Regions from separate parts of the Homo sapiens genome. Here regions 2, 3 and 4 are each linked to region 1. Evidence: chromatin contacts called from ENCODE Hi-C or POLR2A ChIA-PET data. All regions are on one chromosome and are shown on one strand. The core of a region is the stretch at or near the end of the contact, and the rest is flanking DNA. Distances in the headings are between cores, read along the strand shown.

The links. A loop is a pair of places that touch in the nucleus more often than their neighbours do. ChIA-PET counts read pairs that join two places held with the same protein, here RNA polymerase II (POLR2A). Pooled maps may share reads with other maps.
Region 2: a map of ascending aorta shows a loop between it and region 1 (10-fold over the local background). The contact joins two enhancer-like sites. A Hi-C loop is called at or near these places in 1 of 168 maps with a recorded cell type or tissue (ascending aorta) and 7 of 50 pooled maps. POLR2A ChIA-PET finds 5 or more read pairs at or near these places in 3 of 52 experiments (H1, common myeloid progenitor, CD34-positive and naive thymus-derived CD4-positive, alpha-beta T cell).
Region 3: a loop to region 1 is called in a map of prostate gland, with 2.6 times the contacts of the local background. The contact joins two enhancer-like sites. A Hi-C loop is called at or near these places in 1 of 168 maps with a recorded cell type or tissue (prostate gland) and 8 of 50 pooled maps. POLR2A ChIA-PET finds 5 or more read pairs at or near these places in 1 of 52 experiments (activated CD4-positive, alpha-beta T cell).
Region 4: a map of posterior cingulate gyrus shows a loop between it and region 1 (4-fold over the local background). The contact joins two enhancer-like sites. A Hi-C loop is called at or near these places in 46 of 168 maps with a recorded cell type or tissue (A673, CD14-positive monocyte, CD4-positive, alpha-beta T cell and 35 more), 2 of 37 single-sample maps with no recorded cell type and 33 of 50 pooled maps. POLR2A ChIA-PET finds 5 or more read pairs at or near these places in 13 of 52 experiments (CD4-positive, alpha-beta T cell, CD4-positive, alpha-beta memory T cell, CD8-positive, alpha-beta T cell and 8 more).

What each region holds. Positions count from the first base shown.
Region 1 is chr21:32,567,460-32,571,199 of GRCh38, forward strand. It overlaps CFAP298-TCP10L (CFAP298-TCP10L readthrough), which reads right to left. Exons shown (of 12, transcript NR_146639.2): 11 at 482-620. Among named protein-coding and RNA genes, the nearest start is that of TCP10L, 16 kb to the right of the region's middle. RefSeq lists enhancers at 1,508-2,051, 2,052-2,593, 2,398-2,467. Within about 2 kb of position 2,357, at least 34 of the 41 ENCODE cell types and tissues checked have a DNase peak (open chromatin) inside an H3K27ac peak, as active enhancers do; they include PC-3, ascending aorta, dorsolateral prefrontal cortex and 2 more, where a contact is called at or near this core.
Region 2 is chr21:32,370,177-32,374,195 of GRCh38, forward strand. URB1 (URB1 ribosome biogenesis factor) reads right to left here. Exons shown (of 39, transcript NM_014825.3): 7 at 3,471-3,596; 8 at 2,331-2,455. Among named protein-coding and RNA genes, the nearest start is that of SNORA80A, 5.1 kb to the right of the region's middle. Within about 2 kb of position 1,880, at least 16 of the 41 ENCODE cell types and tissues checked have a DNase peak (open chromatin) inside an H3K27ac peak, as active enhancers do; they include ascending aorta, where a contact is called at or near this core.
Region 3 is chr21:32,327,378-32,331,482 of GRCh38, forward strand. The region is part of intron 30 of URB1 (URB1 ribosome biogenesis factor); the gene reads right to left. Among named protein-coding and RNA genes, the nearest start is that of MRAP-AS1, 21 kb to the left of the region's middle. RefSeq lists an enhancer at 3,278-3,870. Within about 2 kb of position 2,419, at least 6 of the 41 ENCODE cell types and tissues checked have a DNase peak (open chromatin) inside an H3K27ac peak, as active enhancers do.
Region 4 is chr21:32,425,103-32,428,664 of GRCh38, forward strand. All of the region lies in intron 1 of EVA1C (eva-1 homolog C), which reads left to right. Among named protein-coding and RNA genes, the nearest start is that of EVA1C, 14 kb to the left of the region's middle. Within about 2 kb of position 1,774, at least 5 of the 41 ENCODE cell types and tissues checked have a DNase peak (open chromatin) inside an H3K27ac peak, as active enhancers do; they include PC-3, dorsolateral prefrontal cortex, endothelial cell of umbilical vein and 1 more, where a contact is called at or near this core.

The DNA.
Region 1 (3,740 bases), core at 1,107-3,606:
TGGGCCAGGACCCTGGGGTGCCAGGACCTGCTTGCAGCTCCCTTCTCCAGACCCTTGGGACTGGGTCCCAGGTGCACTATAGGATCTGAAGGGCTCCCAGGCTTCCAGAATGCACTTAGGTGGCACAAAGCACCCAGGCTGGGCAGTGGAGCTATGCTGTATACAGGCTTCTGCAGGGTGGCCAGGCAGAAGACTTGGGAGGGGCTGGCAGGCAGGTGGCCTGTGAGACAGATGTGCCCCAGTCCCACAGGGAAGGTGGCCCTGCTTTCTCCCCAGTGGTTAGCTAGGGCCAGAGACTGTCAAAGGGAGATAGGCAGCCCTTGGTGGGGTTAGGCTCCGCCAAAGCTGTCCCTAGCACAAAGGTTCCTGGCGCCATGCCTGTGGCAGCTCTGTCTCTGTCTAATCTCTGAAGACATCCACCTACCAGCTCAAATGTCCGTGGCGCGTGTGAGGTCTCCAGTCTCCAAGTCCCTTCACTTACCCTTTCCTCAGACACCGCTGGAGGCCAGGAAGCAGCCTTAGCATTCAGTTACCCGCACGGAGTTTCCAGCTTCCTCCCTCTTCAGCCTCAGGGTCTGCATCTTTTCTACATCCACATTCAGCATCTTCTTTACAAAGATCTGTTGAAATTATGTTGATTTAGTCAAAATCTCGGCCTCTCTCCATGGGAGCCACACTTCCCAGCAGCATTGAGTTGGCCATCTTAAGACCCAGTTGGTGTATAATTTTTAAATATTTAATAGAAACTTTAAAATATTTGAAAAATTAATCTTACATTATCACACTGCCCATTCTGAATTGTCAGCTTCCATGAGTGTAATCATTAGCTTAACTGTCTGTACTATGTATTCTTCAAATTAAAACAAATGACATAGTTATTTGGAATAATTTTTTATAAAGGTGGACAACACGATGTTTCTGTAGCGTTATTAAATTACTAGTTATCTAGTTATCTAACTTGGACAGCACTTAGCAAGTTAGATAACTGACTTGATAGTTTGTAAAACTAATCTCATTGACATTTCTTCTAGTCCAGATATTATTTTCTCCGATAAACAACCATTGTTTATAAAATCACTGTCAAGGAAAGATTAAAATAGATTTAATGAACTAAAAGAAGTAGAAGGTTTGTTTATTAAGAGGAAGAGTTCAGAGATCTGAGCTCAATACGAGTACACATCTTAAATGAAATAAAGGGAATAATGAGAAAGAAAGAAGTCAAATGAATATCTAAACATGTTTCATCAAGGAAAATATAGGAAAAACATTTGCCTATATATTCATAAAGGCAAAATGTAAATATCTAATTAAAGTGCAGTTGTAAAGAAGGACAGGCAATACAGCTTTATTAACATACAGCTGCTTTTTACTGGTTATCCAACATCCTTGATGAAGATTAGATTTTATCACCCACCATCTCCTCAGGGTCCACCTGCGAGGTGGTGGGTTTTGCAAGTTGACAAACACAACTGAACTTTATCTATTATTCACGTTGGGTTTCTATATGAATTTCTGTGAATAAAGTTTTCTATTACTAAATTTTTAATAGTAAAATTGAGAACGTTTTTCTTATTGCCATTATTTTTTCTTTTCTTTTTATACATTATTTTACAGCATCTTTTAATGCTGTCAATCTATAGAAGATAGAATGTTGTTGTATTTCCTTACAGGTTCTACTGACTTTGAAGTGTTCTGAAGTTGAAGGTTATGATTCTTTCTCATTTTGTTTCAAAACAGGGTCCCCATTTCCCTAACGTAGGATTCGAGGGCACAAGCAGAGGAGGAAAGGGGTGTCAAAGTCAGAACCGCCTAGAAGGCAACGAGAAGCAGAAGCGCAGGCCTGCGAGATGCTCATCAGAGTGACTTAGCTGTGGGCTGCGGAAAGCAACGGAAGGAACTCACATCCACTGGCCGCATTCCGCTCCCCGGAACGGAGGACAGAGCCGAGTTTCTTCAGGCAGTGGCTCCGGCCAACTCTGCCCCACAGGTAAGGAGCGCGCAGCTGCCACACACCGCAGGCAGCGCGAACACAGACTCGGCCTTCCTAGGGCGCCGGCGTGTTGAGGGCGCCGCCCCCGTCGCTGCTGGGAGCTCGGCAGGCCCGTGGCCTTCTGCCTGGTTCTCCCGCCTCTGCAAGCCTCGCCTTCAGGACTCCGCCTCGCCTTCCTCTTTTCTGTTGGACAGACTCACGGGACCGTCTGCCTGGATGATGTGTGCACATTTCTTACCACGATTCCTCTGCACACCAGGTCCAGGGACTGCCGCGCTAGGGACGGCACAGCTGAACTGTGCAGGCAGCGAAGGGGCCTCACGGGGACCGCTCAGCTCCCTGAGGGCGCAGCCCCCCCTGGTCGGGGGGGAATAAACTTCCGCGGTTTTCAGTGACCCAGTTTGTGGCACGGCACAGGTTGAAAAGTTAAAATCTGAGCGCGTTAACTTCAGAGATGTACTGTGAGCGGCTTTGTGCAGCGAAATGACCTGTTTACCGAACAGCGCCCTCTGTAGCCCAGTGCTCAGAACGGGCCTTTTCATGATGTTCCTGCGTTGTGTTTACAGCCTCCCTGTGAGGGGGTTGCGCGCACAGGTGGACCTCGTTTTATTGCGCCTTGCTCTATTGTGCCTCGCAGATACTGCACTTTTTTTACAAATTGAAAGTTTGTGGCAACTCTGTTGGGGCACCTCTATGGGTGCCATTTTTCCAACGGCTCGTGTTCACTTCATATCTCTGTGTCATATTTTTAATTCTTGTAATATTTCGAATTTTTTCATTATCATTATATCCGTCATGGTGATCTGTAATCAGTGATCTTTGATTTTACTTTGTAATTGTTTTGGGGAACCAACGACCGCACCCACGTAAGACAGAAAACGTAATAAATGTCACGTGTGTTCCGAGTGCTCCAATGACCAGCTGCCCCCCATCTCTCTCCCTCCCCTCAGGCCTCCCTGTTCCCTGAAACGCAATTGTGGGATTACACCATTAATAACCTACAACGGCCTCTAAGTGTTCAAGTAAAAGGAAGAGACACACATCTCTCACTTTAAATCGAAAGCTAGAGATGATTAAGCTTAGTAGGGAAAGCCTGTTCCAAGTTGAGATAGGCTGAAAGCAAGGCCTTTTGCACCCAGGAGTTAGCCCAGTTGTGAATGCAAAGAAAAACCTCTTAAAGGAAATTAAAAGTGCTGCTCTAGTGAACACATGAATGACAAGAAAGCGAAACAGCCTTATTACAGTGGTCTAGATAGATCAAACCAACCACAGCGTTCCCTCAGGCCAAAGCCTACTCCAGAGCAAGGAACTCTCCTCAGTTCCACAAAGGCTGAGAGGAGTGAGAAAGCTACAGAAGAAAAGTTTGAAAGTAGCAGAGATTGGTTCATGAGGTCTAAGGAAATAAACCATGTCCACAACATAAAAGTGCTTCCCTCCAATAAAATGTCATGAAATAAGAACTTTTTACAAATGTGCTCATTGCTGATTCCCTAGCCCTAAAACAATGCCTGCCACATGGTGACCATTGAATAGCTACGGGATGACGGGTCAGAAGGGGCATCAGGATGAATGATCACTCATGAACAAGGCAAAACAAAGGACATTTTCAGATGAGCCAAAATTGAAAGAGTTGATTGCCCCCATCTCTTCATGCTCGTCAACTAGAAGGAAACTGTGCCCAAGAAACGGGAAAGAAGCGCCCCAAATTCTGCATAAATTTAAAAAGTTTAAAGTAAACACTGGCTATGTA
Region 2 (4,019 bases), core at 630-3,129, 200 kb before region 1:
CTGTCTCATGTGCACGACACAGTGATGGTTTCTAGGGTCCCCGGTGTCTCACATCCCCCTTATAAATTGAGTAAAACTACAATGCTATATGAGAGCTTTACATATAGTAAAAAAAGTTTTTTAAAAACCAAATTAGAAAGTATAATTTTGATCAGAAAAACTATCCTTTAAAAAAGGACATGAAAATATCCTTTCCTAATATGAAAATGTCATGAACAAAATAGTTTGTACTGTCAAATGAAAAGGATATTAAATCTACAAAGAGTGCTAAAAATACTACACATGCTTTATTTTAATCAACAACGTAATAAAATGGAGAGCATTAATATTTATGTAGTGCACAACACATGCCAGACACTGCTCTAAGCAGTTACCACCACGTCTCTGCGACAGGCACTACTTTTATTCCCACTTTATAGACAAGATAATGGAGGCAGAGAGGATGCCTAACCCAGTGAAGGTCTCAGAGCTAAGTTGGGATTGAAGCCCAGCTGTCTGCTCTGTTAACCTACACCAGCGACTGGCAAAGTAGGGCCCAGCACCTATCATTGTAATTTGATTGGGACACAGGTAAACCTACTTATTTACATCTATGGATGCTTTGCTGGCACAACTGAGTGGTCACAACAGACTGTGTAGGCTGCCAAGCCCAAAATACAATCTGGCCCTTTGTAGAAAAGTTTGCCAATCCTTGCTCTATGCTCTAACACCAGCTTTCAGTGAACACCTACTATGTGCCAGGCACTGTCCTAGGGACTGGAGGCCCATAATAGACCAGCGCCCGTTCTCACCACTTCTCACCAATCTGATAATGAACAAGCAAATAAATAAATCAGCAAATAAATGTATGAACAGTCAGAAGCCTAAGCCAGGCAAAAAGCACAGTGACAGTGGAGGGACTATTTCAGAAAGGGCTGTCCGGGAAGGCCTCCCTGAAGTGGTGAGGTCTGCACAGGAACCTGAATGAAATGAATGAGTGGGCCACGTGTCTACTGGGGAACAGGGAACGATGCAATTCAGTGTTCTCAAAGCTTTCTATCACCATCCACAAACAAATCTCCTTCCTTTCCCTTATGCACAAACACTTGTCTTTTGCCCATGGCTTCAAAATTCACATAAATCACAGCTTGCTGCAAAGAGACGCACACCCACAAGTTGATTCAATATGCTCATTAAATGCTCATCTATTTCATGGGCCTAGTTATGGAGGAAAAATGCTTTAAAAAGGGGGAACAATGCATGTGTTTTAAGCATGGTGTAATATTCTATTCGACTATAAAAGTCTGCTGTTATGTTTTGGCAGGAAAATGAGCTCATTCTTACTGATGAAAGAAAAAAGAAATGATGTGACAAGTTAAATCACAGTGACCTCAGAATCAAAACACGTCCAAAGTCATAAGCAGACAGAAAAACTCCCACCATGTTATTCCATTCTGAAGGAATCACCTGATTTCCTGACTGGCTGAAATTAGAAGTAAATCAAACTGCCTAAATCCTTGTGATATAATGCTAGGATAGAATAACAAGGATTAAACAATAAATCATTTACACATTTACAATGACAAGAAAACATGGCCAATATTTTTATTGTCAAGTGGGAAAAAAGCAGATAGGATGAACAGTAGTAAGCCATTTTTGTTATTAAAAAAAAAAATCACATAGACCTGTATTATACGATTACAAAAAGAAAGTCTTAAAGAATATGATCAAAACCAGTAGATTTGAACTTAATATGTTTCCTTACTGATGAAATGTTACCACAATTGTGAAATGTGAAACAAAATGTTAAAAAAAAAAACAATTTTGAAACCGTGACTCATGGGCAGCCTGTCAAGGAGAGGGAGGACTGTTTTAGTATCAGTTTGGAGCTGGACTTCCTGGATTCCAGTGCAACCTCTGCCATTTAACCAGTGTAAGTGTCTCGACCTCTCTAGAACTACTTTCTTCCTCTGCAAAGCTGGCATAACAATGGTACCTGCGTCAGGACTGCTGTGAGGCCCATGTCAGGGCCAACCCTCTCTGGCAAGGCAGACGCCTTTTCTGAGCTCCAGCTGACGAACACTGTCTTTAGGTAAACATCCGCAGCACCTCCCTGGGTGAAATATCCCATGACCTAACTAAGTGCTAATAGACAGCTACCCTCAGAACTGCCCCTGAGGACATGCAACAAGGAGAAGTTCTCTGGGACTACAACTGTTCAACCCTGAAACGAGTTAGATAATGTCCACAATTCTAGTTCTAACCTACTACAGTTCCACTAGACACTCACATATGTGGTGACTTCTGAGGAACATACACACCCTGGGGTCCACAAGAGTGTTATACTTTACCTGCCAAAGGTACCCAAAGATGCATCGTAAAAATTAATTCCATGCTTGAGTGAACAGCAAAGATCCATCAGGAAGTTATGAACAAGCTCCCGCACCATGGTTTTCCCTGCTTCTTCGGCAGAAACCTATGAAGATTTTTTAAAAATTCAATGAAAATCCCAAGCTCATACACTTTAGTAAGAGCTAGAGTAAAAACAAGGACAATATTAACTGCCGATGACAATTTAGAAAACATTTTAAATACTTGGTGTCATTCCAAACAATAAATGAAAACAACAACAAAAAGATACACCGATCAAGATAAAAGAATACTCTGAAGAGGGGCAAGTTTAAACCTGTATTTTTAAAAGCTTTAAAGTGATCTAATTTCTCTTGTTCATTTGAATAAAATTCCATATTTGGGAGTGTTTTTATGCAGCCTCTGAGGCTTGCTGGTCTAGAGCATACAAAAACATGTTCAAAACAAGAGGACCTGGGCAAGTCTCCAAGATAAAAGGAGGTGAAATATTAGGCTCTTGAGAGGTGAATTATTATAACGTTAACAGGAAGTCTGTGCCTTTACTACTCTGGCCAAGTCCATGTTCAGTAACACCCTGAAGAAAATTAAAATATACACTGGCATTGGGTCGATGTTAAGAGCAGCTGTTTCAATTTAGCACGAGTTAACTAGCACAAAATAAATTATATATGTCAGTAGGTGAGGCTCCTAGACATTCAGGATCCTGAGGTTAAAAACAAACAAACAAACAAAAAACACACAACAAGCCTTGAAACTCCAACAACTGGACATGAAAGAATGGAAGGATGGGAAGGCAGAGGTAAAGCAAGAGGAAAAGATGGCCGGGATGACCCTGCAGGTCTAACAGGCAAGTGCTGCAGGGAAAACTAAGATATGGCTCAGCCCAAGGAAATCATAGTTTTCTAATTAAAAAAAAAAATTATTAGCATGATTAAGAAATTAGGGGAAAAAAATCCTATTGCAGTTAGCAGAGGGTTAATACAACCATATAACCACAGTCAAAAGAAACAGATCAAATGAGGGGACTTCAAGTCTGGTGCGGTGTTGAGAATTCTCCCTCTCCCAACCCTGAGGATCAAATTCCAACAACGAGGTCAACGAAAACCAAAAAGTGTCTGCACCTTGACATTTTCTGGGTTCACATCGGTAATCCCATTCCAGTTGTACAGCGATGCTATGTGGTTCAATAACTGCCCCGTAAAGAAACGCACCTTCTGGGTTTTTGTGATATTTTTATTGTGAACTACCTGAAACAATAATAAAACAAATTATTAAAAAACAAATTATGAAAAAGTTCATGGAATTCAATTATTTTTTAAATGGTGCTTACTGTTTTCTCATCATTATAAAAATAATGCTTGCTAGTGGCAGAAAATTTGGTTTAAAAAAAGGAAAAACATAAAGGGAAATTCACCAATATTCCCAACCATCCTAGGATATCGTTACTATTTTGATATATTTCCTTTCAGTCACCACCCACACCCACACAATATACATGTGTATGTATTCATTATTTTTTGCCTGAGATTTTATTTATATATGATTACTTATGAAGCATAAGCCTTTTCCACGTCATTAAACATCCCTTTAGAACATTTTGGGGGGCTAAATACCATTCTATCCTATGAGTGGACCACAACTTATCTAACCATTCCCCTGGTGTTTACAAT
Region 3 (4,105 bases), core at 1,169-3,668, 240 kb before region 1:
CAAAATCTTTCAAAAGTTAAGACTTTTTTCAGACACAAAAAAGCTAAAACAATTGGTCACCAGTATCAAAATCTTTCAAAAGTTAAGACTTTTTTCAGACACAAAAAAGCTAAAACAATTGGTCACCAGTAGACTTGAACAATAAGAATTCTTAAAGGAAGTATTTTAGGAAGAAGAAAAATGATACCAGATAGAAATCTAGATCTACACAAAGGAATGGTAACAATATGGCAAATATCAAATATTTACACTTCTTTTAGAAATAATGACAATTTGAAGCAAAAACAACACTATATTGTAGGGTTTATAGCATACTGAAATGTAATGCATGACAAGAATAGCAGAAAAGCCAGAAGGGAGGAAATGGATCTATACTGTTACAAGGTCCTTATACTATACATGAAGTGGTATCATCTCACTTGAAGATAAACTATAATAGATTGAAGATGTGTACTATAAACCCTAAAGCAACCAGTAAAAATATGCATGCATGCACTCATACACATACAAAAGTTGCAGGTAAAAGTCAACAAGAGATAAAATAGAGTCAGATCAATAATCACATTAAATATAAATGATGTATGCACTCCAAAATAAAAGGCAGAGATGGTCAGATTAGATAAAAAGCAGAACCTAGGTACATGCTGCCTTCAAGAAACCCATTTTCAATATCAAGACATAGACTAAAAGTGAAAGGATGAAAAGAGCATAGTCAGATGACTCTTGGGCATAGCAGTTTAGGAACAAAATTTTCTAATTCTCTTATCTCTACTTTTTTAAAGCCAGAGTCTCCTTTGTCGCCCAGGCTGGAGTGCAGTGGCACAATCTTGGCTCACTGTAACCTCCACCTTACGGGTGCAAGCGATTCTTGTGCCTCAGCCTCCTGAGTAGCTAGGACTACAGGCATGTGCCACCATGCCCAGCTAATTTTCTTATTTTTAGTAGAGACGGGGTTTCACCATGTTGGCCAGGCTGGTTTCAAACTCCTGGCCTCAAGTGATCAGCTCGCCTTGGCCTCCCAAAGTGCTGGGATTACAGGAATGAGTCACCGTGCCCAGCCTAATTTTCTTATTTCTCACAAGTGACTGTTTTTGATAAGAGGGAAAAAGAAATCCAAAAGCTTTAAAAGCACCAAACTAGATACAATTATATTGTTTTACAAAAGATGGAAGAAATGTGTTTAAGAGACACCTACATAAGTACATAACAAATATAGGTAAATGGAATACATTTGGGAAAGAGAAAAGTCTAAACATTTAGTTTATACTCACTAAAAGCAGCTAATACTCAGCTGGCTGGGATATTTTTAGTAATCACTGACATTCTAAGACAAATGGATTTTCCACGTGTCCATGAGGAAAAGTCAGTTTCCTGTTTTGTGCTCATCTCTGCTACTCTATGAAAATCTTGGCTTTGTAACACTTATGGAAAAGAGCCGCCCTCAGAATGCTGAAAACATGATAGGCTATTTAAAAATAGTTATAAATGCCATTCTCTTTGTTTCAAGAACCTCATGAATAGCAACGTGGCCTTAACAGACCTTCAGATCAAAATGGCTTAACCAGGACAGTTATCAAGGATTAAAATTAAAACTGCCCCAGAACTGGGTGTAATGGCTCACCCAGCCTCCCAAGGTGCTGTAATCCCCCAGCAACTTGGGAGGCTGAGGTGGGAGGATTACTTGGGGCCAGGAGTTCCCCTGGCAACATAGAGAGATACAGTCTCTACCAAAAAAAAAAAATTAGCTAGGCATGGTGGTGCACATTTGCAGTCCTAGCTACTCAGGAGGCTGAGGCAGGAGGACGGCTTGAACAGGAGTTTGGGTATACAGTGAGCCATGATCATGCCACTGCACTCCAACCTAGGTGACAGAGTGAGACCCTGACTCTTAAAAAAAAATGTGCCCCAGTATTAGTGGGCTTCAGTAGCAGTGTAACTGCTGTTGGAGCATCAGAAATCTTCCTTACACCTCTTTTTACATAATATCCCCCAGAGGCACCCCAATAGGCTAGACTCATCACAGTGAGAAGAGTCAGAGGAGCCTGCGTGCTCTGGTCATCTAGTGATGAGGCTCAGAGAATTGCAAATGGGGCTTCCTGTTCTGGCTGCCTTGTGGCATGTGTGAATTATGAGCTGTAGATTTCAGCCCAGTTCTGTTGAGGACAAGAGTTTGCTGTGGAAAAAGCATTTGTCACTGCCATTGCTAACAGCCTTGGCTGGCCCTGTTTCTTGGCCAAGGACTCAAAGAAGGGAAGGAATAAGGTTAAGAAAATAGGTTCCCATTTCCAGCAAAGGGCTGAAAACGGAGCAGTGGGACTGTAATTACTCTCAAGACTGGCAGCCACATATAAAAATTAATTGGATGCTCAATTTAGGATTGCAGTTAGTTTAGCAATATCTGGACCCAGATGCCACCGCAGGAAGTAAAAACATACAGTTGAGAACTTCTGCTACACTCTGCATAGCTGAATCTCACAAATGTAACATGGGATAGATGCAGCTTGGCAGCAAAGATTACATCATGTGTATCGCCATTTACATGAAGTTCAAATACAGGATGCTGGCCCCTTCTAGGGAGGAAGGGGCTTGAGGAGCTGCTTACTGTTCTATGCCCTGATCTCACTGGTGGTGTCACCACTACTGACTTTTCTATGTGTCACACTTCAACTATTTTAGTGCCAGGAATTTGCCTCTTCCAATGAATGAGTGTGCTTCCTTTCAGCAGTCAATGAAATCTGTTTAAAAACCAGGCCTCCATCTTTCGTTTGGGATGACAAGATGCTCAGAGCAACATCTAAGAAATGTACTTTTTGGGGAGTGTTTTTTTTTTTTTTTTTTTTTTTGGGTATATCCATTTCCCTCTCCACCTGTATGCCTTTTGAAATGTTCTACTTTGATATGAATTTTTCGTGTAAATTTTTGACTATTGCAATTCCTTTTCAAATTGGGATAGGCAAGCTCTGCAAATTTTTCTACCTGTATTAAACCAATAAAACTTAAATAGTCGTATTTGGAAATTTAAGGTAAGGAAACTGGTACCTGGTACATTTTCCTAATTTGAAAGACCATTTACTAATGACAGCTCTTCAAAAAAGTCCTCCCAGACCAAGGGAAAAAAAAAAAAAAAGCACAGTACTCAAGATTTCATGAAAATTAACATCCTGATTTTGCTATTAAACTTTTTCCAAGCCTTTTTCTCCTGAAAGCTCTATCTGTTATAATTCACTAAAGTTAAAAGGTCCAGTAGTCTTGCATTTTTTTAGAGTATGGAAACTTTATTTCCATGTTTGATGAGTAACAGATTTAGCAGCACCACTGAGGCACAGGGGAAATCAGAAGAGCTTCCTGGCCACTGACTAGGAGATCTGCTGCAGTTAGCCTGCTGCTTAAAATCGCCATCAGGGCAATTAAGATATCCATTTGCTATTACCGTAATCTGACATTTGTATGAAATGCCCCCTGCTCTCTTGCAAACAAAATCCAGCTTCAGCAACAGAGCACAGTGCTCACCATGGGGAGCTAGAGCCAACACAAAGGCCTATTGATGGGAAGATCTCTATGATATCCTAGCCTCTTTGATCTTTTTAAAAGGGATACAAAGGGCACTGATAGAGGATTGGCAAATCTATTCAGAAGTAGGAGCATTTGTTGAGAAAATAAAATTTCAAGTTTAAAAAGGAGGAAAACAGGATGAATAGTGGAACAATGTCTCCCCAGTGCACCTAAATCTCCCCAGTTGTGAAGTCTGGGAGTCCATTCAGGGATCACGCGAACCAGCACAGAAGCAAAATGTGTGCCGCCACACCCCCAGCACACCCCACTGGAATCTCAAGCTGGACCTAGGAAAACATGAGGAACTGCAACAGTTCTCCCTCTAGAATGAGGAAACTGTGGCCAGAGGTAGGGCAGGAAGTGCATTTTCCCTGTATACCCTTCAGCACCTGCTGAATTTCAAACTGTGAATGTATTACCTAATGTTAAAAATTAATGAACTTAGACTTCCCAATTCTGGCAAGATGGAGTAGACATGCTTTTTCCTATTCTTCCTATCAAGTAGAACTAAAAATACTGAGCATCATATGTAGAACAAATATAAGATGATTCT
Region 4 (3,562 bases), core at 524-3,023, 140 kb before region 1:
GAGTTTGAGATCAGCCTGGCAAACATGGTGAAATCCCATCTCTACTAAAAACAAACAAACAAACAAACAACAACAACAAAAATTAGTTGGGTGTGGTGGCATGCCCCTGTAAATCCCAGCTACTCAGGAGGCTGAGGTAGGAGAATCGCTTGAACCCAGGAGGCGGAGGTTATAGTGAGCCGAGATCACGCCACTGCACCGCAGCCTGGGAGACAGAGTAAGACTCCATCTCAAAAAAAAAAAAAAAAAAAAAGAGTATTTTGTAGAGACAGGGTCTTGCTAGATTGCCCAGGCTGGTCTCAAACTCCTAGCCTTGAGCGATTCTCCTGTCTCAGCCTCCCAAAGTGCTGGGATTACAGATAGGAGCCACTGTGCCTGGCCCAGGATTATTTTTTATTAGTGTTAGAGCTCTCAAAAACCATAAACTAAGGCTTTGAGGCAAAAGGTCTTTTCTTGTCTCAGATTTCTGTGTCTCTCCCTGGCTATTCAAGTCAAGGCAGGTTATTTGGGTTTGTCAACATTTGCCAAAAATGCTATATGCTCTTTACAGGGGACGGCGATCTTTACCCAGTGAACATTTTGCTTTTCCTGATATTTAGTTGAAACCAGTGATTCTCAGTCCAAGAGTGATTTTGTCCCTTGGGAATATCTGGCAATCTCTGGAGGCAATTTTCTTTGTCACAGCCTCTTAGTGAGTAGAAGCCAGGGACACCGCTAAACATCTGACACTGTCCAGGACAGCGCCCCCACAGCAAAGAATCATGCAGTCCTTGTGCTAAGGTTGAGGAACCCTGGGCTAGACCAGCAGATTTGTCCTTGTTTTATTTTCCACACTTTTAGAACCTGAAAAAAGTGAACACTTTTTTTTTTTAAATCAGAGTTGAGTCTGGAGTCCCTAGACAGCTCTGAAAGACTCTCTTCTCCAAATCTAGCTTGCCTTCTGCAGCCCGAAGGAGGTCTTCAGTTCCATAAAGCCAAAGAAATGAAAATCCACTGGCTGCTGTGCTTCTCCACCCTCTCTAGCCCAGTGGGGTTTTAGTCAGAATTTTTCCCCCTTCCTTTCCTCCAAGGACCTTGTCTATGTGTTTGGCCCTTTTGCCTTCATCTCAAGCTAGACTCTTGGCCATCATTAACGTCAAAGTGAAATATTGCTCTGGAGAGGTGTTCAGACTTGAAGTCACTTGCTCACTTGACGTGCGAGGATGTGTTTGCAACACATCTCAATTATTTCAAAATCTCAGTGAAATGGTTGCATGATGGGGGGTGGATAATTTGATTTGAACATGAAAAAGGAAGGAGAAAGTCACGAAGATAGTGCAGAGATTTTTTTTTTTTGGCATCTCCCACTGCCTCCCCGACTTTCCTCCTTCCCTGTGTTCCTGCTCTCATTCCCCCTACCTCTCTCTCTCCAACCCCTGCCACCCCACCAGCCTCCATGCACTCACATACAGACAGCTTGGGTGTTACTTTGTGAACAGTGCATTCAGCAGTCTGTGCTGCTGTTATACACTTATCAAGATACGCTGGAGTTTGTGTGGTCATGGGGCTAAGCATCGTTTTACAGCCCACATCGAGAAGGAGGAGTCGACGGACTCCTCTGAAATGGTAACTACCATCCCTGCCCAGAGGCCTCAAGACTGCAGAGCAGCTTCCACTTTCTGAGCATGCCTCCCTCCATCACCCCTTCAGACAAGTCACAACTCTACTTAAAATATTTTTTTCCTTCTGCCAAACACAGGGAAAATATAGTATTGTTTCCAAGAGAGCGAGCAGGGGCACCAGCAGGAATGGGTGTGCAGTATTTGTACAGTTTTGTGACTCAGTCCATCTGAATTTCCAAGCATTTTAAGAGCTTTGTCCCAAAAAAAGGTCTATTGTGTGGCTCTTGGCACTGAAGAAAATAGCAGGCCTGTCAGAACTCTGTTTCAGATTTAATTTTCAAGTGGGTGATGTACGAATGCTGTCCAACGGGAGGGCATTTTCTCATTCCTGCTCACTTTGGTGCCATAGAACTTCAGTTTTCAGAATCAGCTCAGATTAAAAAACTGAAGCATCTTTTCCCTGGACACCCTTTTAATAAAAAGGCACCATGTTCTTAAGCAAGGATTACTGTGGCTCTTAAATGAATATGGCTTCCTGCAATAAAAGTAAAAACATTTGACGATGTATATAATACATTTGTTTTTTCAGAGCATCTTCTTGCAAGACTTTACTATTCTTTGTTTCTATATAGTTTGGAAACGCAGGCCTAAAGACATTATTGATCTTCTCAAATGCCTCTTGAATGGAGTATTTACCGCTGGGTATAGACAGTGTTAAAAATAGGCAGAGGCCGGGCGTGGTGGCTCATGCTTGTAATCCCAGCACTTTGGGAGGCTGAGGCGGAAAGATCACGAGGTCAAGAGGTTGAGATCATCCTGGCCAATGTGGTAAAACCCCATCTCTACTAAAAATACAAAAATTAGCTGGGCGTGGTGGCACATGCCTGTAGTCCCAGTTACTCGGGAGGCTGAGGCAGGAGAATCGCTTGAACCTGGGAGGCGGAGGTTGCAGTGAGCCGATATCGTGCCACTGCACTCCAGCCTGGTGACAGAGCAAGTCTCCATCTCAGGGGAAAAAAAAAAATAGGCAGAGGCCAGGCACAGTGGCTCATACCTATAATCTCAGCACTGTGGGAGGCCAAGGTGGGAGGATGACTTGAAGGCAGGAGTTTGAGACAAGCCTGGGCAACATAGCAGGACTCCATCTCTATTAAAAAAAAAAAAAAAAAAAAAAGAAAGGCAGGAAAAACTTGTTTTTGAAGTTTCTCTTTTCCTAGTTGTTTTCTTCCCTGGACCTTAAACAGTGGACAGTGACTTTTCTCATTACATGTATACTTTATGTAGAGTGCACAGTTTGTCCTCCATGTCCCTTGTCTTCTCTTGTTGATAAAGATTGTGTACTATATATTTTTAAAAAAGAACTGAAGCATCGTATCTGACCCCTGGATCCCTCTGAACTGTGAATAGATGATAAACTTCTGGGCTCAGAAATTTTCCCATAATGTTGCCAAGCATTAGTCCAGCGTGGAGGCGACTTTCTGCTCAAACCACTCATTTGGGTCCCGCGCCCAACGTCACCCATCCTCAGCAAAACAACCTTTATTTCCTTCTTCCTGGTTTCCAGAAAGTTCCCTTAAAGCCCTGAGGAATCACCGAATGAAAGGGGCTTTTTACAAACAGGAAGCTTAAGTGGAGTGCCAGTACACAACATGGATTGCACCAGGCTGGGTCTAAGATAAAACCAGACTGTGGACAACGGGACAGATAAGGCCCACATGGCTCTGCACTGCCTGGGTCTGTTACTGTGTGGAGGAATGTCTTAGTCTGTTGCTCCTGTGGGTGTAGCTAAAACACGAACCAGGAGCCTTCATCCTTAGAAAGGAGTCAGACAGACACCTGAGAACCAATCCCAAACTGCACCCTTCCCCTGAACCTCGTGGAACCTTCTGGAATGCAACTTATTACTGCCAGAGGGTCTTTGATGAGAGTCTACTCTCCACTATTTGTCTTCATTACCCACA